Linked DNA regions of Mus musculus: all the other regions are linked to region 3. A link is a loop called in an ENCODE intact Hi-C map of the cell type or tissue named here. Cell type or tissue: heart. All regions are shown on one strand.

Region 1 (8,000 bases), 220 kb after region 3:
TCTCTTTTCCTGTTGAAGACATCTCTCTCTATAGCTCTGGCTTCACTATAATTCACTATGTGAAAGTTGGCCTTGAACTCACAGAGATCCACCTGCCTCTGCCTCCCTAGTGCTGGGATTGAAGGCTTGTGCCACCACACCTGGTTAAACTCAGCATTTTTAAATGACCAATTTAACAAGCTTTACAAGAAATAAGAGGCCCCTTATTCAGTCTCCAGCACTTCCAAAAGGGATGGGGGTCAAAGCTGGCCCACCATCAATGTAATAAAGATAAAGCAGGAAGATCATGAGTTCAAGGCCAGCCTGAACTTTGTGATGACAAGTTTGAGCACAGTCTAGGCTGTCTAGTGAGACCTTGTTTTAAAGAAATAGGGCCAGACATGGTGGTGTATACCTTTAACCCCAGCACTCAGGAGGCAAAGTCAGATGGAACTCTGAATTCAAGGCTAGCCTAGTCTACATAGTGAATAATAGGACAGCCAGGGCTACATAGTGAGACTTTGTCTCAAGGTAGAGGGAATCACTAAGGAGATGGCTCAATGTATAATGGCATTTGCTGCACATGTGAAGGGCCTGAGTTCAAATCCCCACACCCCACATAAAGAGCTGGACACAGGCTAGAGAGGTGGATCAGCATTTAAGAGCATTGACACCTCTTCCAGAGGTGCTCAGTTCAATTCCCAGCATCCACATGACAGCTCACAACTGGTTGTAACTGTTAGTTCTATGGGATCCTGTATCCTTTTCTAGTATGCAGATAAAACACCCATACTCATTTAATAACTAAGTAAGTCTTTTTTTTTTAACTATACACAGTACTAGGTGTTAGGGGGAGTGTACAGAGTGCTAGTGTAGTGTGCACATCTGTAACCCAAAATCTGGATGCATAGTGTGCACATCTGTAACCTAGCACTCCTATAGGGATGGGAAGCTTAGAAAGGAAAATTCCCAGGAGCTGGCTGGCCATCAAGCCTGGTGTATATGGTAAGGAACAGCAGGGGACTCTGTCTCAAACAAAGTGGAATGCAAGAACCAACACCTGTGGCTCTCCTCTTCCCTCCACACACAAGCCACACACATATGTCCCCTTACATTCACACATACACAAATGTACACACACACACACACTGTACACACAAACACAAAGGCTATGTATACCAACATAGCCTAAAACCTACCTGGCCCTTTTTAAAAAGCTCTCTAAGCCTTAAAGAAAGTCTTGAACGCTTCTTAGATCAAACATGCATTTCACAAATGCTGGTTGGGCAATTTACAAACATCTGTAACTTCAATTCTAGGAGATGTGTGGCCTCTGCAGGAATCACACACACACACACACACACACACACACACACACACACACAGAGTACATTTACATACATTCAGGAAAGACACGCACACAAATAAAATAAAAATAAAAATAAACCTTAAAAAATTATTTACCAATCAATCAATCAATACAACAAATGAGAGATAAAGCTGGACTTGTTTTTGTACAATAGTATAATGCAAGAAAAAAACTATAAATGTGTGTAGAAATCGTGGGGTGATTTCTTAGCTCTACTCTCAGTATCACAGACAGACCAAAGCAAACTGCAGGACTCAGGTGCAGTTTTCAATGGGCTCAGGATGATCAGGACAGATAGTGGGGCTAATTCCAAGGCAGTGAGGCTCAATGTTCAGGAACTCAGGCTCTGAAGTCTGACAAACTCAAGTTTACATTTTCCATAGTTAACCTTAGACAAGCTGTGTGGATCAGTGATCTGTGGCTAAACAAACTGCATAAACCAAGACTGTCCTGTCTCTCACCCCTGGCTATGTGAGTATCTTTATGGCATGGCAGCTGGCTTCCCACAGGGCTTAGGCTTGGAGAATAATGTGATCTAATTTGGTTTACATTCTAAAGAAATTATTCTCACTACGGTATTGGGCTCCATCTCAGGTCAGTCTTGAGGTGGCCTCCCCCACCCCCAAGCTATCTCTCCAGCCTGATTTCTGCAGTCTTATGAGCCGCCTTCCTCCCCTCAGAAGGGACTGTTCCACTGTGGAGCAAATAGCTCCACAGGGATGGAAACACAAAGGTGCCGTACCTGCTCAGACTCTGGATTTGGATGAAAAAAAAAAAAATCAAAGTTTGCTATTGGTTCTATGTGAGGAAAAGAGAAGAGTCATCAACAGCTCTGACATTTATGATCCAAGCAACTTAAAAGATGGAATCACCACTTACAGAACGGTAATGAGATGCAGGAAGCATAGGTCAATGTCTTTGGGGGGGGGGGGAGACAGGGTCTCTGTGTAGCCCTGGCTGTCCTGGAACTCACACTGTAGACCAGGCTGGACTTGAACTCAGAAATCCGCCTGCCTCTACTTCCCAAGTGCTGGGATTAAAGGCATGCGCCACTACTGCCCAGCGTAGGTCAATGTCTTAGTTAGGGTTTCCATTTGCTGCAAAGAGACACCATGACCAAGGCAACTCTCTTTTTTTTTTTTTTTTTTTTTTTTTTTTTTTTTCCCAAAGCTGAGGACTGAACCCAGGGCCTCTACCACTGAGCTAAATCTCCAACCCCAACAAGGCAACTCTTATAAAGACAACATTTAATTTCGCCTGGCTTACAGGTTCAGAGGTTCAGTCCATTATCTTTGGCAGGAAGCATGGCAGTGTCCAGGCAGGCATGGCACTGGAGAAAGAGCTGAGAATTCTACATCTTGTTCCAAAGGCAAACAGAAAACTGACTCCAACAAGGCCACACCTCCTAATAGTGCCACTCCCTGGACCAAATATATTCAAACCACCACACACACAGCAACAGCAGCAGCAACAACAACAATAGCAGCAGCAGCAGCAGCAAATCCTCTTCTTGTTAAGGCCAGGGTACTTTTCAGAAACAAAACTCACCATTTCTGACCAGCCCTAAAGCTAAGTCAAGTGGGCTGGCATAAACCACCTGTAATTCCAGTTCCAGGGCATCTGATGCCCTCCATGGGCACTGCACACACAGGATGTACAGACATACACCTATGCACATAAAAACAATAAATAAACAAAGCTTGATTTTAAAATACCTAGCTGGACAGGGCTTCCTTGGGTCTAGGGAAAGTTATGTATTATAAAATGCCCCCATCGCTAACAACCAGCCAACACCCAAACAGCACAACTTACTGTGAAAATTAATTCAGGGAGGTTTAGCTTCATAAAATGAATAGTTGGCCTGGGAGGAATGGGAGAGGGGCATGTGTTTCATTGTTGTTTTTTTGTGGGGTGGTTTTGTTATGCCTGCCACTTATGAAATTCTAGGTTCACTGGTCCCCGGTCAGGTGTATTATTTAACAGCACAAGGGGAAACTGCAAACATGCATAAACCATGCATTAATGCATCAGATGACAAGGTCTAAGGACATTTTGGTAAGTACTATAAAACACTGCCCTCTGGTGTTAAGGTCGTCCCGTATTTTTAACAAAGCAGAGGGAGAAGAGAAGTGACTCTTTGAGATACCGAAATCCTTACCATCAGGGGCTTCTATTTCTGACTTGCAAAAAATTGGGAGCACACCCCCCCACACACACACTGGATTTTAGTAACCTGGATAAGGGGCTCCTTCCCTGCAAAGCCCGAAAGACGAAAGTCATGTTATTTCACGCTTTCTCAGCCAACATGAGTGGAGCCGTCTTTTAAAAATAAGTATAGAGCAAGCTTATGTTGGTGGGTGCGTGCTTCTGTTTGGAGGCCAGAGTCTGACATCTGATAGTCTCAGCCACCGCCCACCTTGTATTTTGAGAGAAGGTCTTACCCTGAACTGGAGATCATCACTTTGGCTCAGCTGGCTAGCCGTGGGTTTCTGGGGATTCACCAGTCTTTGCCTCTCCAGCGCTGAGATTATAAAAGTGTGTGGTGATGCTCAGCTCTTGGTATAGATGCTGGGGATCCAAATTCAGGTCCTTGTGCCTCCACATCAAGCACTTCCCCAGGGAGCCATCTCCACAGCCTTCACACAACGTAGTCTGAAGCACAAACTACTGTGACTGAGCATGGATTCTTAGGGCTGACAACGAACTGAATACATCTTAAAACCGTGTTAGCTTCAGGCATCCACAGTAGGCTTGCTTTCTCTGCCATAGCCTCCCCACTCAGCATCAGAGTTACAGTTCAGTTAAAAGGAGGGGTTTATCCAGTGGTGCATGCATTTGGCAGGCTGACCAAACCAGACCCTAACAGACACCTAGACCAAGGCAACTCTTCTAAAGGACACTATTTAATTGGGGCTGGCTTACAGGTTCTGAGGTTCAGCCCATTATCATCAAGGTAGAAGCATGGCAGCATCCAGGCAGATGTGAGGCTGGAGGAGCTGAGGGTTCTACATCTTGTTCCAAAAGCAGCTAAGAGAAGACTGGTGTTCAAGTAGCTAGGATAAAGGTCTGAATGCCCACACCCACAGTGACACACCTACTCCAACAAGGCCACACCTCCTAATTGTACCACTCCCTGGGCTAAGCATTCACAAACCATCATACTATCTTAAAAAAAAAAAAAAAAAAAAAGACCAGTGAGAGATGGCTCAACCAGTAAAACAGGTAAAGGCACTTGTCATCTTGTCATGTAAGCATGACGACCTGAGTTTAATCCCTGGAACCACAAAGGAGGGAGAGAACCAACTCCTGGAAGTTGTTTTCTGACTTCCATGTGTGGCATGCATTTCCACGTGTGTGTGTGTGTATGGGAACACATAAATAGTAAGTGTCTTAGTTAGGGTTTTTATTGCTATGAAAAGACCCCATGACTACAGCAAATCTTATAAAAGAAAGCATTTAATTGGGGCTGGCTTACAATTCAGAGGTCTAGTCCACTGTCATCATGGTGGGAAGCATGGTGGCACATAGACAGGCATGGTGCTGGGTCAGCAAGCAGAGAGGGAGACACTGGGTCTGGCTTGAGCGGCTTGAGATGTCAAAGCCCATCCTGAGTGACACACTTCCTCCAAGCAGGCCACACCTACTCCAACCAGGCCACACCTACCCCAACCAGGCCACACCTCCTCATGGTGCCATTTCCTATGGGCCTATGGGGGCCACTTTCATTCAATCCACCACAATGACTAAAATAAATTTAAAGTTTTTAATTTCTAAAAAAGAAACAAAGAAACTTCCCTAAAAGGTAACCAACTAGTTAAATACAGGGGGTAGCCTTCTGTGCACCAGTGGCTACACCAGACCTACACACCCCTGCCACATCTTGGCATATCAAGCTCCCCACACTGCCTTCACACACCTCTCTGGTTCATCTGACCCCGCACCTATAGCACATTTCCCAGCTCATGCCATTTTCTTCTCTGGTACCTCTACAGTGCCCACAGCCTCCCTCTCTGTGAACCAGCAGGCCCTGCCCTTGAGTTGAGATCCACAGCCAAAGCGTCTACAGAGGCCAAAGCAGCTCTGACGCCTGCTCCTTCTCAGAGCGATGGGGCTTCCCAAGGCCATCCAACTCCCTGCTGCTCTGCCAGCCCCTCAGAGGCAGAGGATGTAGCTCTACCAGCTCTGCACCCCAACCCAAGCCATAGCCTTCTGAGTTCCCCCATCTAAGCAAAGCATGTAGACAACCATCTTCGCAGAGCTTTGAAAGCATTCACCAAGTCATGCAGAGCCAAAGCACAATGAAATAACGGGAAATCAAGGTAAGTGGTTATAATTTTAGTTTATCATCATCATCATTGCTACTATTTTGTTGTGTTGTTTTTACTATGTGGCCCTGACTGGCCTGGAACTCACAGAGATCCACCTGCCTCTGCCTCCTGAGTGCTAGGACTAAAGGCATGCACCACCACGCCCAGCTCTTTCTTCTATGAATTGCCCTGCTTGTGGTGTCTTATCAAAGCAACAGGAAAGTGACTGATACACCTCCACGCCAGCATCCATCATGTGTTGTTGGGGAGGTTGTTCAACCTGCCTGTGGCTAGTCTGAAGTGCATACCTATCACAGTTCTGCTGTCCTACTACACAACAGAATAACAGAACTTACTCTAAGTGTGACCTTGTACTCATTGACCAACCTTTTTACAGCAAAAGCATCTGTGGGTGTTGGAGGGGGGTCTTTTGAGTTTATGTCATTGCAGCTTAAGGAATTTTAGAGATGCGGTGTAGTTCTAAGATACAGCTCAGCCTTAGTATGTGCAAGTCCCCAGCCAAGGAGGAAAAAGGGAGGAGAAGAGGGGAGTAGGGGAGGAAGGCATGGGAGGAAAGAGGGAAGGAATGGAGAAAGAAAAGAAATATTTTTAGAGGTGGAGTATAAAGCCAGGTGTGGTGGCACATGCCTTTAATTCCCACCCTGGGGAGGCAGAGGCAAGGAGATCTCTGTGAGTTCAAAGCCAGCCTGGTCTACATAGTACATTCCAAGCCAGTCAAGGCTATACAGTGAGAAGAAAAGAAAAAGAGAGAAGGAGAAGGAGAAGGAGAAGGAGAAGAAGAAGAAGAAAAAGAAAAAGAAAAAGAAGAAGAAGAAGGGTATAAAAGATCTTGTCTGGAGCCTGGAGACATGGCTCAGTAGTTAAGAGCAATTGCCACTCTCTCAGAAAATGAGTTCAGTTCCCAGCACACACAAATCAGGCAGCTCCAACCATTTGTAACTCCAGCTCAAGGAATCCAGTGCTCTCTCCCAGGCTCCTGTCTAACTGACAATTGACAAGCCATCCCAGGGAGATTATCAAGTGGGTCTGTCTGAGTGAAGAATCTCCTTAAGCTATACATACCTGTTAAATTAGGTGTAGGCAAAGAGCAGTAGCCTTTCCTGTGGGCTCAGCTGTAACTCTTAAGGTCCAGTGAAAGAGGCTACGCAGGCTGGCCACAGCAATGGCAGGCAGGCGGAGATCATAATGGTTAAAGGGGGCTTTGTGGCTAATTTTAGGAACATGGGTAAGGGGCATGACAGCAGTAAGCAGGGACATGAGAAGAAGCCCTAGCTCTAACATAGAATCCAGAAGATGCCATCAGGATTGGCCCTACAGCAGGCAGAGTTTGGAGAAGGATGTAGACAAGGTTGTAAGTCTGTGAGCACTGACCTTGGCTTGTGATGGCTAGACTGTCAACTTGTCAAGTTCAAGAGTCACATAGAAGACACATCTCTGGGAATGTCTGTGAAGTGGGTTCTTTGACTAGAGTAAATGAGGCTGAAGATGGCTACCCTGATATGAGTGGTGCACTTCATTGGCTGGGATTTCAGACTGAATAAAAAGGAGAAAGCACCTGAGGATCCAGCATTCCCTTCCCCTGGTTCCTGACCATGGTTGCTATGTGGCCATCAGCCCATGCCCCTACCGCCATACCTTCTCTGCTATGATGGGATGTACATTAAAACTGAGGCAAATGAAACCCCTTTTTGCTGGGCAGTGGTGGCACACGCCTTTAATCCCAGCACTTGGGAGGCAGAGGTAGGTGGATTTCTGAGTTCGAGGCCAGCCTGGTCTACAGAGTGAGTTCCAGGACAGCCAGGGCTACACAGAGAAACCTTGTCTCGAAAAGACCAAAAACAAAAACAAAAACAAAAAAAGAAACTCCTTTTTTCTAAAAAGAAAGTTCTGCTATGTCTAGTAGCACCACCCTGGGGACCCGGAGCCTTTAAACACACTGGTCTCTGGGGACACATAAGATCAAGCCATAGCAGTGTGCTCTACAGATCTATTCCATCTTTCTGTGGACTGATTAGCCATAAAAAATAAGGGAGGTGTGTGTGTGTGTGTGTGTGTGTGTGTGTGTGTGTGTGTGTGTGTGTATGTGTGTGTTTATGTATGTGTGTGTTTATGTGTGTGTATATGCACATGTTTGTGTGTGTATGTGTGTTTGTGTCTGTGTCTGTGTGTGTCTGTGTGTATATGAGTTATTCTAGTGGCTGACTTAGGGTCATCTGTTGCTAGGATTCTTTCCCAGGGGGAGAGTTAAGCAATGTCTACCCCTTCTCCTAAGATCCCAGTGGCAAACCAAGGAGCAAGGTGCCACTCCACCAAAGTTCACTGTG
Region 2 (8,000 bases), 160 kb after region 3:
CAAGACAAGTGGAGTTCTAGGCAGCTAAATTGTTCCCTATGCTTGTCTTCATCACAGCTGAGAGTAGAAAACCAACTTGAAAGTCCCTAGACTCAGAGCCGTGAAGCTTGCACTAGTGAATGAATCACTAACTACTAAGGCTGGAGATGAGAGAATACATTGGAATACTCAGCCTTACCATAGCCTCCTCAATTCCAAATGCAAAAAGCCAAAGCTGGCTGTCAAACTTGATTGTGGCAGATGGGTTTAATGTCTGTTTTCAAGGTAAAACAACCTGATAAAAGATCAAACCTAAATATACCATCATGAACTTTTCATATTAGCTGGGAAAGACTCCTGAAAGAAAAACAAAAATAGAAAGGAAAAAAAATCAGATTTAAGTTTCCTATATATTAAGCTATGGGAAAATGGAGCATGACCTAGAGATTTCTGAGGGAAACTTAGAAACTTATTTTATACCCAGCCAAAGTATCAATCAAGTGTGAGACAGGATGCCTTGGTCCACTTTCTTTCACTGTAGTAGAACACCTAATGGTAATTTATAAAGAAAAAAAAATGTTTAGTTAGCTTATAACTCAGGAGGACAAAAATGATAGAACAGGAGATTTTTAAAAATCTTCTGATGGGGACCTCAGAGTGTTTCAACTCAAGGCTCAAAGCACAGAGGAGAAGGCATGCTTGAAGAGGCCACTCACATGACAAGGGAGAATGTGCTGTATGACAGCCTCTGGGTAGCTAATCCAGGCCAGTGACAAATAAGACATTTATGCCACAATCCAGATTTCTTCCATGGAGCCCCACCTCTGCCACACTGAGGAATTAAGCCACAGTGTGAATTTTCGTGGAGGACAAAACATATTCAAACCATAGCACAAAATAGAGGCAGTTTTCAGATTTTCAAACATTCAAGGGACAATGGTGGGTTCTTACCCCACAGCACACTAGCCAATTGTATTTCATGGCTCTAGCTAGTGGATCTGAAGTGTGACCATGTTTGACTGAATTATTTCATGTATTTTGGAATAGTAATGGGGAAAACATCTTTCAGCTTGACCTAGTGGTGGGAAAGAGTTTGAGTTCAAGACAATATGGGTTGCATAGATAGATAGATGGAGGGAGGGGGGAGGAGAGAGAGAGAGAGAGAGAGAAAGAGAGAGAGAGAGAGAGAGAGAGAGAGAGAGAGAGAGAGAGAGAGAGAGAGAGAGCAGTCACTCTGATTAGAGATCATTTAAACCATCACCATGCCTTCTTCCGTTAAACAGCAACAGCGGCTGATGCCCAGTAGCAGGAGGGCCCAGAGGACCCCCATGCTGGGCTCAGGAGGTAGCAGCAGCTTTCACGAAGGATTCAAAGGATAGAGCAGTGATCTGTGGCCACCACGGTTGAGGCCTCGCCACTCAAGAAAGGAAAGCTGAAGCTAAGGAGTGGATCCCCATCACCATGCTGGACCACTTGGACAAGGACGTGAAGATCAAGTCCCTGGAGGAGATCCGCCTGTTCTCCTGCCCACTGAGGCATCCTAGATTACTGACTTTTCCCTGGGCGTAGCCCTAAAGGATGAGGTTCTAAAGATGCCAGTGCAGTAGCAGACTGGCTGGCCAGCGGACCAGGTTCAAGGTTTCATCGCTACTGTGGACAACAATGCTCACGTTGGTCTTGGTGTTAGGTGTTCAAAGGAGGTAGCCACTGCTATCCAGGGGGCCATTATCTTGGCAAAGCTTTCCGTTGTCCCTGTGCAGCTACTGGGGAAGAGGCTTGGCAAGCCCCACACTGTTGGACACAAGGTGACAGGCCTCTGTGGCTCTGCTCCTGTGCCCAAGAAGCTGATGATAAAGGCTGGTATTCATAACTGCTACACATCCATCAGCCAGGGGCTCCACTGTCACCCCCGGGGGGCAATGTTGCCAAGGCCACCTTTGATGCCATCCCCAAGACCTACAGCTAGGTAGCATTCCACCTCCCCACCCTGCCACCCACTTACACCCTGATGTCTGGAGAGAGTCTGTATTCACCAAGTTCCCTTCTGAAGAGTCCACTGACTGTCCTGTGAAACTCATCTCAGAGTCTCCGTTCACAGGGCCTGCTTTTCTGTCATATGACAGGAAGGGGCAAGAAGGAACCTTCTGGAGTGACAGAAGCCACCCATACCCCCCAGTAGGGTGGTTGTCGTTCATCCACACCGTGCCATCAAATCAATTGGCCTGGAGATTTAAAGTCTGTGTATTTCACCGGATGTAAATTTTACCTCGATTAGGATTTCATTTTGCAAAGCATCAGCTCGGAGGAACGCCGCGGGGCTAAGTTGTCTTGCTTCTTCGCTGTAAGCTTTCGGCGTTTAAAAAAATTAAACACTTGTCTAAATTACTTTAAAATCTTTAAGCTTTGGAAAATTAAACCGGTTTCAATTTGCAGCTTTGTGTTATTCTTGTAGAACGGGACATCAAACCCCAGCCCCTCCTCCTTTTCCAGCAGTGTCCGAGGCATCTTAACAAGGAGACCAGCGGGAGGTCCCAGGGCGGGAGTCTCCGGGAGGGAGAAGCAGAGTTCTGCCGCTCTGTTCCCTAACGCGGGGCTACTGCACCAAAGAAGAAGAAGAAGAAGAAGAAGAAGAAGAAGAAGAAGAAGAAGAAGAAGAAGAAGAAGAAGAAGAAGAAGAAGAAGAAGAAGAAGAAGAAGAAGAAGAAGAAGAAGGAAGAAGAAGAAGAAGAAGAAGAAGAAGAAGAAGAAGAAGAAGAAGGAAGAAGAAGAAGAAGAAGAAGAAGAAGAAGAAGAAGAAGAAGAAGAAGAAGAAGAAGAAGAAGAAGAAGAAGAAGAAGAAGGAAGAAGAAGAAGAAGAAGAAGAAGAAGAAGAAGAAGAAGAAGAAGAAGAAGAAGAAGGAAGAAGAAGAAGAAGAAGAAGAAGAAGAAGAAGAAGAAGAAGAAGAAGAAGAAGAAGAAGAAGAAGAAGAAGAAGAAGGAAGAAGAAGAAGAAGAAGAAGAAGAAGAGGAGGAGGAGGAGGAGGAGGAGGAGGAAGAAGAGGAAGAAGAAGAAGAAGAAGAGGTGGAAGGGAGAAGAAAAAACTAATCAGACTTTCAAAAGATTCCGTTTCTGAATGTTAAGACTTATTTGCATATCAAAATTGCCTTCGGATGGTGGGCAGAATTAGAAAATTAAGAAAGACTGTTAGAAGGAGAGAAAGAAGTCAAGCAAACTCAGGGGTGTTAAAAGCGCTTCCCTCAATCCGGGCAGGGTCTGTGAGTAAGGAGCTAGACTCCCGAATCGCAGTGGCTGAATTTGGACAAGACCATTGCTTCGAATGCATTTACTAACTCAGTGATAAACACATCTCTTTTATTAAAAAAAAACAATCCACATCTATACCACACGACTCCCTCTAGTGGATCTAAAAAAATAACGACTTAAGATGACGCCATCCATTTTGAAACAGTAAAAGAAATTACTCCCCAAAATAATCTCTGACCAGTGAGTTCCCCGACCTCACGGTCACTACAGAGAATTAATTTTACTTTTGTGGAAGTAGAATTTCCCACACCCTTTCCTTCAAAGAAAGGGGTACTTCATATTCATCCAAATAATTAACCACTCATACATCAGAGGATGATAGACATTTCAAACACTTTACACCCGGGTTAAAAAAAAAAAAAACCTGAAGATTATTGGAGGTAGTCTGATCCTCGATCAAAATCATAAATATTCAAAGCATTTCACGGTGGCTTTTGAGTCACAGACAAATGAAAGGGCCCTGACAAGAGCCGGCTTGCCCACCCGGCACTCCAAAGTGTTCGAAATTGGGTTAGTGATCATTTTTAATAAGTCATCATGCCGCTTGCATTTTTACTTTTGTGAAGTAGATCTTCAAATATCGCCAAATTATTCCTCAGACCCTCAAATCGCACACGCTGTTTAGAAGTCTTACTTTATCTTGCCCCAACAACATCCTCCTGCGTTTGAGGGCACATATATAATATATAAGTAACAAAGTGGCACGCACTTGCTGGCCTGGCATGGGAGTTTCTTACCACTCAGGCACAGATGCCACAGCAAGGAAATGGGCAGTTAACAGGGATCAAAGATGTGCCTTTCAAAGAGGAATTGAATTCACCTCTGGAGGTTAACACAAGTGGCTCCCCCCCACCACCACCACCATAAGACAGGCGCTCATGATGTAGCCCAGGCTAGCCTCCAACTCCCCCATCTTCCTACCTCTTCCTCCTGAATGCTAAAACATGTATGTGCCTGTCTCCCGAGTACCATTTTGATAAGCATACACCAAACCTCGTTTTATTTTGTTGTGTGTGTGTCTTGTTTTCCTATCACAAATAGCAATGAATACAAATACCCACCCCTTTTAAAAATAAAGGACTTGGGAATGAAAACTCATGTCAGAAATGAGAGCTCTTATAGAAGTGAATGCAGATAAAAATTCTAATGGGAGAGTTTGTGGTTTGGTCTGGTGCTGCTTATATTCAAATGCTAAATTCTGTACCCCACGAATCGGTTGCTCCCAGATGAGCAGATCCTCACATATATCAGCCTTTGTTGTATAAACCTTGCCCCCAAGCTATCCCTGACTGGTTAACAAAGATGCCTACAGCCTGGGCTGGGCAGAACAGAGGTTCCTGGGCTTGGGGGTCTCAGGCAGGGACCATGAGAGGAGAGAAAGAGGGAAGAAGACATCATGAATAGGTGGATGGTGAGCACACAGCCAGGGGGGCTGGCCTGTTAGAATAGGAGTGGCCCAGGAGAAACATGGCAAGTGGTAGCTCCGTGTTATTGACAGGGAAGTAGACAAAATAGCATAGGGAGTTGGTATCTGCCCAGCTCTAGTGCTTTGAGACTTATCATAAATATAAAGGCTTTTGTAGCTTTTATTTGAGAACCATATGGCCTAAGTGGAGGGCGGGGGGGGGGGAATAATATTTAGCACAACAGAAGTTGCCTACCCCTGGAAAGAACATTTGGGGGTGGGGCACATCTGTGATTCTAGCATTTGGTGAGTTCAGGGCCAGCCTGGGCTATCTCATGAGACTGTCTCAAAAAAACAAGACGAAACAAAAAATAAACTCTATCTGGATTAGTTAACTAATTAGTTCAACCAAATGCCATTACCTTTGTTTCCTGTTAGCTGCTGTTTCTCTCTAAAAGACACATTTCCACCCAAATCTAACGCTACCACCATCGACAACCCCACAGAGGCCCAGCTACCTAAAATGGAAATGCAAACATAATGTATGGAAATATTCTCTTAGAAGGCATCCTTAAGGCTTCCCATGTATTAATGTATTAGTTTGCAAACATTAAGATCAAAGCCACAGCAACAAATACATCCTAAAAAGTTTTTCGTCAGATTTTTATTAACGATATACAAGTAGCGCAACATAAAAAATTAATAGGCTCAAGTCTTGAAATGTCAGAGCCAACGATCTGTGCCTTCGCGTCTCCCCAGCTTTGCTTCAGTCACGCTGGCTCTGGGTCTTCTCGCCTTGAGCTACTCAACGTGATTTTTTTTTAAAGGAGAAAGAAAGGTTAACAGATGGCTTTAGAGCCCCCTGATCTGCTGCAGTAAGTTAAAAAAATAGCAAAGAATAGAACCCAAGGTGTCAAAAATGCAAGGCCCAAACTCATAGACGTGTAATTTCAAGCCTTTAGGCTCACCCAATAAACTGTTAAATATTCAGTTTTAGAATAAAAAAAAAAAACCCTACTGTAAGTTAAAAACGAATCAACTCCATCGACTTACAATATTACTAACTTTTTCATTTTGGAAAGAAGTATTGGACAGGGTGTTAATCCCAGCACTAAGGGGAGGTACAGACGTGCAGGTCTCTGAGTTCAGGATAAGTCCAGTCTATATAGAGAGTTCCAGGCTTGCAAAGGCTATCATACTAAGACCTTATCTCAAACAGGGCTGGAGAGGGCTCAGTGGCTAAAAGCCCTTGCTGCTTTTCCAGAAGGAAGAGTGGAGTTCAGTTCCCAGTATCCTGTGTCAGGCAGCTCAGGACCACCTGCAGCTCCAGCTCCAGGAGATCTGACTCCCTCTTCTGGCTTCCTCACACAGAACACCCCCTCATCCAGACACACACACACACACACAGACAGTAAAGACACACACACACAGGCAATATAGACACACACAGACAGTAAAGACACACACAGAGAAAATAAAGACACATATACAGACACACACACAGACACATAACACATACAGACACACACACACACAGAGGCAATAAAGAAACAGACACTCACACACAGATACAATAAAGAGGCATACACATACACACAGAGAGAGACATACAGACACACACATATACACATGTACATGCACAGGCACATACATATATGGACACACATACGCCGCAGGATATTTGATCACATTGTGAACCCCAAGATTGTGAACTGAAAAAAATCTTGTGGTTGTGACTCAGTCCTAGCACACCCCTTTAATTTTAAAAGCTAAATAAAGTCAATCCTAGTTCTAGGGCAAAGCGAGCAAGTAGCTGACAGGGAGTGAACAGAGTAAAAAGAAAGGAGGGACTTTGAAGAAAGGAGGTTTAAGATGGTATGGAGACGGAGAAAGAACTTTGTCCTTCCGGGACATCAGTGGAGTAGGAAGGTCAGCTGGGTGCTTTCCCTGCCTCTCTGAGCGCACAGGTTTCCACCCCAGCATCTGGCTCCTGAATCATCGTTGGTAAAATCAAACATTTAGGATTTAGTTTTTAAAACAATACACACACACACACACACACATACAGATACATACACACATGTGCAAGCACACACACACACACAAATGCTAAAAGTCCATTTTGGCCATTTTGGCCTGGAACTCCCTATGCAAGCCAGGCTGGACTCAGGCTCACAATCTTCCTGTTTCATCTTCCAACGTTCCGGGATTGCAGATGTGCACCAACATGCCCTGGCTCCTTTCCGGGAAGCTCAGTGGGCCTGATAAAGCGGGAGTCCCAGTAACGCACAAAAAGAAACCTGCAGCACATACTGGCACTCCATGACTCTGAAACAGTCGCATAGTGCCAAACCTCCAGTGCCCACACCTGTGGACAGTGAAGTCAGTCCTTAGTCGCTAACGGTCTGGCATGTGTATCCCAGAAATATAGATGCTCCAGGAGTCAGAACGACCGCAGGCCCCACTGCTCTGTGTATGCTGACACACTCAGAATCATGAAGAATCATAAGGAAAAGAAAACACAGATGAAAAATAAATACCGGGTCTTGGAGAGATGACTCAGTGTGTACTGTCCTTGCTGAAGACCCAGGTTCAGCTCCAAGTACATCAGGCAGTTCACCGTCGCCTCTGTCTCCAGCTCAAGGGGATTTGATGGCTCTGCATGCCAGAGACACCTGCAGCTGTGTGCACATACAAATATATACACACATAATTAAAAATAATAAAAATCAATCTCAGAAAATATGAGCTTGCTGTGGTGGCTCACACCTGTAATCCCTGTACTTGGGAGGCTGAGGTAGGGGCTATACAAATTCAAGGCCAGCCTGGGCTACAGTAGAAGAAAAGAAAAATGGGGTGTGTGAGGAGACACATTTTCAACTTCAAATTTCCAAAGAAGAAGCCTGCCTTTGTCTGTATTTTAAAAAAAGATTTCTTTATTTATTACCTATTTAGTAATTTATTATATCTGTGAGTGTTTTATCTGCATGATTCTGAGAGTACCACATGAGTACCTGGTACCATAGGGAATCAAATGACCTGCGACTGGAGTTACAGACAGGTGTGAGGTGCCGTGTAGTGCATGGAACCAGACTCACATTCTCCACAAAGGGGAGGGGGGGGGAGCAAGTGTCCCTAACCACTGAGCCACCTCTCCAGCCCTGTTTCTAATCTACATTCATTAGCAACATATTTTAAACAGATAGAATGAAGACCATTGGAGGACAATGTGTGGGCACTAACACCAATGTAGAGTTGTGATGAGAGATCATTGGTCAGATTTTGTCCATTTGAAACAAGCTGGGCTCATCT
Region 3 (8,000 bases):
AACCCAGGTGGAGCGCCTGAGGCTGGTGGCCTGGTTTGGTTACCTGGAAGTAGCCACATTCTACCTGACCACCCCCACCTCTGAGCCTTTTCCCCTGAGGGTGTGGGTGAAAGGTGGGTTAAGCCATCTCCGGCTTGGGCTCGAGGAACTTCTTTAAAATTAAATATCAGGCTAGGCATGGTAGGGCATGCCTTTAAACTCAGTACTTGGGAGGCAGAGGCAGTTTGATTTCTGTAGCTTGGGCTTGGTCTTCACAGAGGGTTCCAGGCCAGCCAGAGCTATGTATAAGACCTTGTCCCCGCTCCCATTTTTCCCCTCAAATCATATAAAAAGACACATCTGTATGTGTTGAGTGATAGTGGATCCAAGAGTCCCCTAGAAGGTGCTGATTTCCTTAGGAGTCAATCTAGGAGTCAATCTCTGTCCAGCCATCTACAAGAGCAGCCAGTGCTTTTATCTGCTGAGCCATCTCTCCAGCCCTAAAGTTTTAAACATTTCTTAAGACAGGGCTCATTACGCAGCCCAGGCTGGCTTCAACCTCGTGAGTCCTGGTAGCCCAGGCATGATCTGTGTGCCAGGCTTTAGCTTTCTCCACAGGTTTAGCTTCTATTTTGCTACCTGGTCGGGGTTTTGGGCAACACCTCACAAACTCTTACAGACTCCAACCCTGAGCACAAAACCATTCTCCTTTCCCCCTAAACTGAGCCCAATTTGGCCCAATATTCATTTCACTCCCAATAAAGGGGCCCCAACCTAGGAGGTAAGTCTGGTTGTTCAAAGCTTATTGCCCCATTTGGGGGCAGTACGGTGTGACAGGGAATGCTGTAGGGGTCATTGGAATAATTTTTCTTTGTCTAAGGGTGTCTAGGTAGGCGTGAAGCTTTCTTGTTTTGGTATTTACTTTCTGAGACCAGGTCTTTTTTTTTTTTTTTTTTTTTCTGAGACAGGGTTTCTCTGTGTAGCTCTGGCTGTCCTGGAACTCACTCTGTAGACCAGACTGGCTTCAAACTCAGAAATCTGTCTGCCTCTGTCTCCCAAGTTCTGGGACTAAAGGTGTGTGCCACCACTGCCCGGCTTGAGACCAGGTCTTAAATCCACTATGTAGCCGAGGCTGGCTTTGAACTCCTCCTCCTACCTCTGCCTCTGAAGCGCTGAGATTACAAACATGGTTTACCACCTCTAGCATGTTGGAGATAGGGTAGCACTCTGTGGCCCAGGCTAGCCTTGAATTCTGCCTCTGCTTCCTCCGTACTAGGAACACTCAATCTGGGCACTCCGGGCCAGTCTGGTTCCTTTGTAGTATACAGAGGTGACCTCTCTTAGTCTTGAGATGGATACAAACATAGACAAGTCTAAATTGACCCTCCCCTCGACCCCTGGAAGTCTCAAGCTGGAGAAGAGCCATCTCTATCCAATTACCCTCCATGCTCTTATCCCTTCTTCTACCAGGATGAAAGGACCCTCAGTCTATTCATCTGTTGTCCAGTCCTAGCATTCCTAAGAATGCTGAAGTAGGCAAACTCATCTTATTTAAGATTCATTCCCTCTTTCTAACTACGGGCCTGTTTGGGGGGCTGTTGTTCCAGTTAGGCTCTCAAGCCTCAGTCTGGCCCAGAACTCACGAGCCGCCTCCCTCAGCCTTCCGAATGCTATGATTACAGGCTTCAACCTCCTCACTTCACTAGCAGATAGATTTGCATCCTGCAGCTAACAGGACTGCTCTGGTTGGAGCAGAAACCTAAATGGAGCACAGATCTGGATCCCCTTGTAGGCTGTGGCAACTTCAGCACTAATCAAATCTAAACGATGCACATTCTGCCTAGATTCATCCAGTTTCGTCACTTGGACTGTAGTAATGAAAGATATAGTCCACAAGATGTCTCGGCCTGTTTCCATCCTGATTACATATTCTCAATTTAAAAACGTACCCCTGCTGCATTGGATACGACAGACCACTAAACACCTATTGTGGGCTATGCCAATTTCTCTTGGTGTAAGAGGTAGTTGACATTTAGCTAGAAACTTAAAAAAGAAAAAAAGCTTTATTTTATTCTTGGATATGCATGGGGGCGGGGGGGGGGGGTGCAGATGCCCTCGGAGGCCAGAAGAGAATGTTGGGTCCTCTGGAGCTGGAGTTACAGGCAGTTGTAAGCTGCTGTGTGGGTGCTGAGAACTGAATTCCTGCAGGAGGAGCATATGGCCACAACTAGTGAGCCATCTCTCCAGCCTTAGCCAGGAACTTTTAAAACACCTGAGACAAAACTCAGACCGAAGCTTACCCTTCGTGACGCACACAGAGCTCAGCCATTCGATGAGAGACGATAGACGGTGGAGACAAAGACCGGGAGCATCAAGGAAATAAAGGTCCTTCAAAATGGTCAGCCCTTGTTCTGATTAAATTGTGCATTTTTAATATAGTTGGTATCAAGTGGAACTTAAAAAAAAAAAAGAAACATGTGGGAATTTAAAATAAAGTGAAACCTGCTATTTTTCAGGGTCAGCAGTATCACGGTGAGATTTGTCTCTTAAACAATGACACTTGCTATCTCTGGAGTTCTATGAATACTTTTGAAGTGTCATATTAAAACCAATCTCGTGGCCTTGAGGCAAGGGGAAGCAATTAGTCGTGGAGTTGTGAATAAATAAAAATCCATTTATACACCCGTCCTTGACATGTGCCTTGTGAATCTTAGAAACTTCATCTAGAGGGAAAAGAAATGTTAAATCATGAATACCAGTCCTAATCACATTGCCATGTGGCTTCCTAAAACAGTTGAGTTTATTCCAATCTTTTAAGTATGAATTTATATGTATGTATTCACCCGTATTGAACACAAAACAAAGACTCACCCACAGCCATGCAGGTGACAAGAAGAGAGGGGGTACTGAGGCCCGTCGGGCGGTGACAAGCAGTTTTCAGAGCGTCACTCCTCAAGTGAGCCTAGCATACTCTCCTGGCTCTCCCTGTTTCAAAGCCTAGGAAAGGTTTTCTCTCTGAAGCTGAGGGCATTCACATAGCAGCTTGCTCTACTGAGGTCACCATTCTTGCAAAGTGCTTTTCACCTCATTCTAAGGGTCAGCTTTTTCAACACTGGGGGGGTTTACTGTTTCTAAGTTCTACTACCTTGAGCTGTCCAAAGCCTGGGGAAGCCAGCAAAGAACTGAGCAGACCATCCAGCCGAACAGGACCTCCCTCACCTGCATGCTCACCAGAAGAGTAGCACTGTTTAAGCAAAGCTGGGAGCTAGTCCAGGGTGGTTTCAGAGCCTGGGAAGCAAACGTGGGCGACCATGGGCCCCCACAGCACAGATCCCTGACCTACTTCGCGGGCCCCTTTCTGTTCTAGGAGCAGCTTAAAATCCATAAATTAAGGAAATTAACTGATGGGGCCTGCGGCATCTTTGTAAGCTATTTAAATCTATAAATTTACAACATCTTCTGCATATATCAAGTAATTGAACTAACTGCGGGGATGTAACTTTAATGAGAAAATTTCCCCCTTCTCCAGTAGTTTGAGATAATAAATAAATAAATAAATAACTCCCTCAGGAGGAAAGTTTCTTATTCCCGCGTGAAGTTACAGACGCGCGGACGGATGCTCTCTCCGCACTAGAGGTCCCCTGAATAAGGGGAGACTGGGTCCTCTCCCCAAGCCCCCACCCCCATTATCTTTCTCCAGTGTTCCCGTCTGGCCTCGAGAGCACCCCCAGGAGTTTGGCCAGTAGAGGGCGCCCAGGCCCGGCCGGAGTCTGTAAAGGGGGGCCCGCGCCGCTGCTCCCGGCCGAAGCGCACCCGCCTTCCTAGCCGAAAGCCTGCCTTTGGCCCGGGAGTCCCGGGAACCAGGCGGGGGCGCAGTCTGGGCAAAGCGCACCGGCCGCGATCCGTTTCCTAGGAGCCGAGAAATGGTCGAGGAGGAGGGACGGGCGGGGCGCAAGGGAAGGAGGAGGAGGAGGAAGGGGCAGCGGGGGAGCAGCTAGGGGCATTCTGGGTGCAGGCCTCCGCGCCGCAGGGACCTTTGGCCGCCGCCGTCTCCATCGCGCCGCGCTCGTCCAGGAAATGGCGCGAGTGGCCGCAGGCGACGGGCCGGGTGCCCCGCGCTCCCCTCCCCCGCGGTGGCCACCGCGTGTCCGCAGACGTCACGGCCGGCGCTGCTCCCCGGGAGAGGGGCAGCCGGGGCCGAGACCCGGGGAGAGAGGGAGGGAGAGAGGGAGGTAAGCCGCCTGGCAGCCCAGTTTCTCTCCCCTCCCCACACCAAGTCCCGCCCTCAGCCCCGGGGCGCCGCGGCGGCGGCTGCTTCTCTCCTCTTTGTAACCGAGGAGTCGAGAAATGTGAGAAACGTGCCCTGTGTTACTTATTTGGGAGTCGAAAATTTATGCCCAGCTGAAAGCGCCCGGGGAAATATTACATCAGATGAAATGACAATGATTAAAATCAGCCTCTCCCCCGCCCCCTCCTCGAGCCCGGAGGAGGCCCGGGCGCCGCGTGGCCGGACGGCGGGGGGCTGGGGCGCAGAGGGCGCGGGGCTCGGGCGCAGCGCTCCCGGAAGGGTACTGGTCCAGCCCCCTGGCACCCAGGCACGGGGCTCCGGGACCCACGGGTGGGGATCGCGAGGTGGGAAGGAAGTGGTGGCGGTGGGGAACGGTGCATTTTTTTTTTGTCGCGGAGCGCGGCAGGCGCGGGCGCGCGGAGCTAATTGCGACTCTAATCCTCTGCCCCGAGGCGCAGCCGAGCCCCGAGCCAGGAGTCGCCCGCGCGCGCCCGCTCGCGCTCGCCGCGCCGGGGTAATTTGGAACCGGATCGCTGCCCTTTGCAATCCGGGCTGGGCCGCGGCGAGGCGCACAGGCTACCGGCTGGTTTTGGGGGGCTATTTTCTCCCCTCCAGCCATCGGGGGAGGCCGCTGGAGAGAGAGGGAGGAGAAGAGGTGGGAGCGGCGGGAGGGCAGCCGGAGAGCTGCGCGAAAAGGAGGCGGCGGCGGCCGCGGCGAAGAGGGAGGAGGCGAGGGGAGGGCGGGGAGGGGAGGCCCCGGCGCGGCGCGCCGCGAGGGGCCGCGCGGAGCGGGGGCCGGGGCGGGAGGGGTGGGTGGGGGGAGGGTTGGGGGCGAGAGAGAAAGTAACTCCAGGACGAGACCGGAGCGACCCGCGCGCATCGAGCGCTAGGCGACGGGGCTGCGCCGGGCGCCCGACACCGGCGGCTGCGGGGGGCGGGGGCTGCGCCGGTGCCCGATCCACTGCTCCGGCTCCGAGGTAAGCCCAGCACGGGCGGCCACCGCTCAGTGCCGCACACCCCTGGTTCCCAAAGTGGCTGCAATTCCGAGAAAGTCACTCGGCCCCGGGCCGGGACCTAGGCTGGGGGCGGGGGGGCGGCTGCTTTGTCCCTCTGCTGAGCGCAGGGGCTGGCGGCGTGGGGGCGCCCAGCACAAAGGCCTGGCGCGCACGGGGCGGGGGGGTGCCCACGTGGGCTGGTCCTAGCCGCGGGTGGACCCTCCCCACTCGGCCGGGCTCTGATCATCCTGCTGTGCGGAATATGCGTCCAGGTCCTCCGCACTCTGGTTCCAGTATGGGCTCGAGTGCCCTGCAGAGCTGATGACTTTCCTGAGTCTGAAACCGGCTCCATGCAGCTGGGCTTTCGGGGCTCACAGGACCGGGTTGGCGCCCAATTTATAGAAAAGAAAAAAGTCTCTAACGGGACAGATGTGCGTTCTCTGACGCCCACCCTACGAGTCTCATGCTAGACGCACTGGTGGTGGTTCCAAGCTCAGGAAGGATGTGGGGCGGGGAACGCGCCGCCCCAAGACCGGACCGCGGTCTCTAGATTTCCACTGCCCACACGCACCCCCTCATCTGGATGCGAACACCCTCATTCTCCCACTCTCGCGTCACAGTAGCACCTCTCTACCCTCCCTCGAGAAGCCCCCGACTGTAGAAAGATAAACCTTCAAGTTTTCACTCCGTGTCTCAAATGTGCATGAAGGAATTTAACTGCGCGAGTGAATAACAGCATTAGTTTCAATTAATTTTTTTTAAATCCCGGCAACAATAAACTTTGAGAACAAAAGCGCTTTTACGTCCTTAATTAGGCGAGCTTCCCATCTGTGGTCTTGAAGTGTCTGCCTCTTGATTTAACTTTGTCTCCGCCCCCCACCGCACTCCCACCCCTTCTTCGCTGGGCCCTTCGGGTACCTTGGCCACCCCGCCCGCGGGGCCGGAGGTTCGGCCCAGCGGATCCTGTAGCCCCGAAGTTCACACCGGCCGGCTGGCTTTGCGGCCCCGCTGGCGCGCACCAGGTGGCCCGCTGCGTCCCTCCCGTTCCACCCCTGGACAGTCCTGCAGGCCCCTGGCACTGCTGCCTCGGGCAAGCGCCCTGGGCGTAAGAGCTGAAGGGAACTGGAGAGGCGCCTTCTGTTTACCTTTTATGGTTAAGATAACAGCTTAGCAAAAGAAGCGACTTCACGAAGAAGCGATTTAGTGAAATCGTCTCAAGCTGCCGCAGCTCAGCCAGTTTAATCACCCCCAGAGAGCTGAACAACTGCGAGCACAATGGGACACAAAATCATTTTGTGTGTAAATGAGCGTGGCATTCTGCTCACTTCCCTCTGCTCGGGCGGGCGGGGCTCGGCTGCGGGTGGGCGCGGGACCGGGGTCTCCCACCACAGCTTGGAGAAGCGGGTCAATGCTGGGCCAGTTTGCAAACCCGCTGAGGTCCCTGCAACAGGCGGCTTGGCCAAGCCTCAGCCGCGTCTGGGTCCTGGTGTTTGGTGCAGGGAACTTGTGTCTCTTATCAATTGCACGTCTATGTTTGTGATCTCAGCAGTGTTCTGGGAAGAAGGGTCGTGGTCCACCACAGATGCGTTTGGCAGAGGGAGCAGTGGAGATTCGGGTCAAGGCTTAAGGCCTGGGGCTTCCAATGGTGAGTTTCTGGTTTGTGTTGTGAGAAACAGGCTGAGGGCAGGCTGGGGCAGCTTGGTAGATGGGCGCTTGATGCTACTTGTCACATCTGAGTTGGGTCCTGGTAGTGGAAAAATGTGGTGCTTTGGTAGAATTTGGGTGGGAATTCTATCTCTGTTGACCTTCAGTGGGTGTTCCTTTATGGCATCCTCTCCCCCACCCCCACCCCCCCTCCCAGGACTGGATAACCCATCCCTTGGGTCCGCTTTGGTTTTTCAAAAACTTCCTTGAGGTAAATGACCTGGGATGTCCAAAGCAGGGGACTGAACAGCCACCCAACTCTTCCAGGAGGATAGAACACCCTCCCTCACCCCCAAACAGTCTCAGGTCAGAGAACTTCCCAGGGCAGCGGAGAGGTGAAGCAAATCATAGGAGGGGAGACACTTACCTTCCATTGAATCGGTTCAGTCTATGTACCTCAGACCATGTTTTATCATTGCATGCTGAATGTTAAGACAGAGATCTAGAAGTTTAACAGAAAAAGCACCATGTGGGTACCCAGGATAGCATGTAGTTTTGACACATAAGGGTTAAATCTGTGTCAGAGAAGTCCAGGTTATGTTTGTAGACTTCCCTCCTCCCCTTTCCATGTCTCTCTGTGTGTGTATGTCTGTGTGTATGTGTGTGTCTGTGTGTATGTGTGTGTCAGTGTGTGTGTCTGTGTGTCAGTGTGTGCATGTGCGTGTGTGTCTGTGTGTGTGTGTGTGTGTGTGTGTGTTCCTCTATTGCCCTTGGAGACAACCCGGAGCCAGTGAAAGGGGTAGCTAGAAACCCGCCCTTCCCCACCCCTTCTTCAGGGGCCCCCTGAAAAGCCCCCAGGGTAGCTTCTGGGGACTGAGGCACAATTTTATTTCAGGTGTCTGTGGCACATAGGAAAGTCCCTGAGTAGCTCTGGGGAGGAGGGGAGAAAGCCCATTTGCTGATTGCTGTCTGGCCAGCTCTCAATGCCTCAAGGGCCTGTGATCCTGAGGGGGTCTGGAATACATTAGGCCCAGGCAGCACCATTCTGGGGGTCTATTGGAGAAGCAGGGAGGTGCAGAGTAGGCAAACAAAGA

Evidence for each region. Hi-C counts contacts between places; a loop is a spot of excess contacts. Peaks named below come from ENCODE experiments on the same cell type or tissue, not always from the same donor. Only the 100,000 strongest peaks of a DNase experiment are listed, where the experiment ranks them.
Region 1: a loop joins it to region 3, with 5 times the contacts of the local background. A loop is called at or near these places in 5 of 42 quality-filtered maps.
Region 2: it touches region 3 in a loop (8-fold over the local background); 14 of 42 quality-filtered maps call a loop at or near these places.

Annotation. Positions count from the first base shown.
Region 1 is chr7:34,434,528-34,442,527 of GRCm38, reverse strand. No RefSeq gene overlaps it. Among named protein-coding and RNA genes, the nearest start is that of Lsm14a, 49 kb to the right of the region's middle. In heart, a CTCF peak has its summit at 3,426 (motif pointing left); no DNase peak of the experiment used is centred here; H3K27me3 peaks cover 444 bases.
Region 2 is chr7:34,489,473-34,497,472 of GRCm38, reverse strand. No RefSeq gene overlaps it. Among named protein-coding and RNA genes, the nearest start is that of Gm35297, 53 kb to the left of the region's middle. In heart, a CTCF peak has its summit at 3,411 (motif pointing left); no DNase peak of the experiment used is centred here.
Region 3 is chr7:34,651,491-34,659,490 of GRCm38, reverse strand. It overlaps Kctd15 (potassium channel tetramerisation domain containing 15), which reads left to right and starts at 5,093. Exons shown (of 7, transcript NM_001360820.1): 1 at 5,093-5,244; 2 at 6,809-6,907. In heart, a CTCF peak has its summit at 3,723 (motif pointing right); DNase peaks (open chromatin) are centred at 3,900, 4,710, 4,860, 6,300 and 2 weaker places; H3K4me3 peaks cover 3,920 bases; H3K27ac peaks cover 3,281 bases.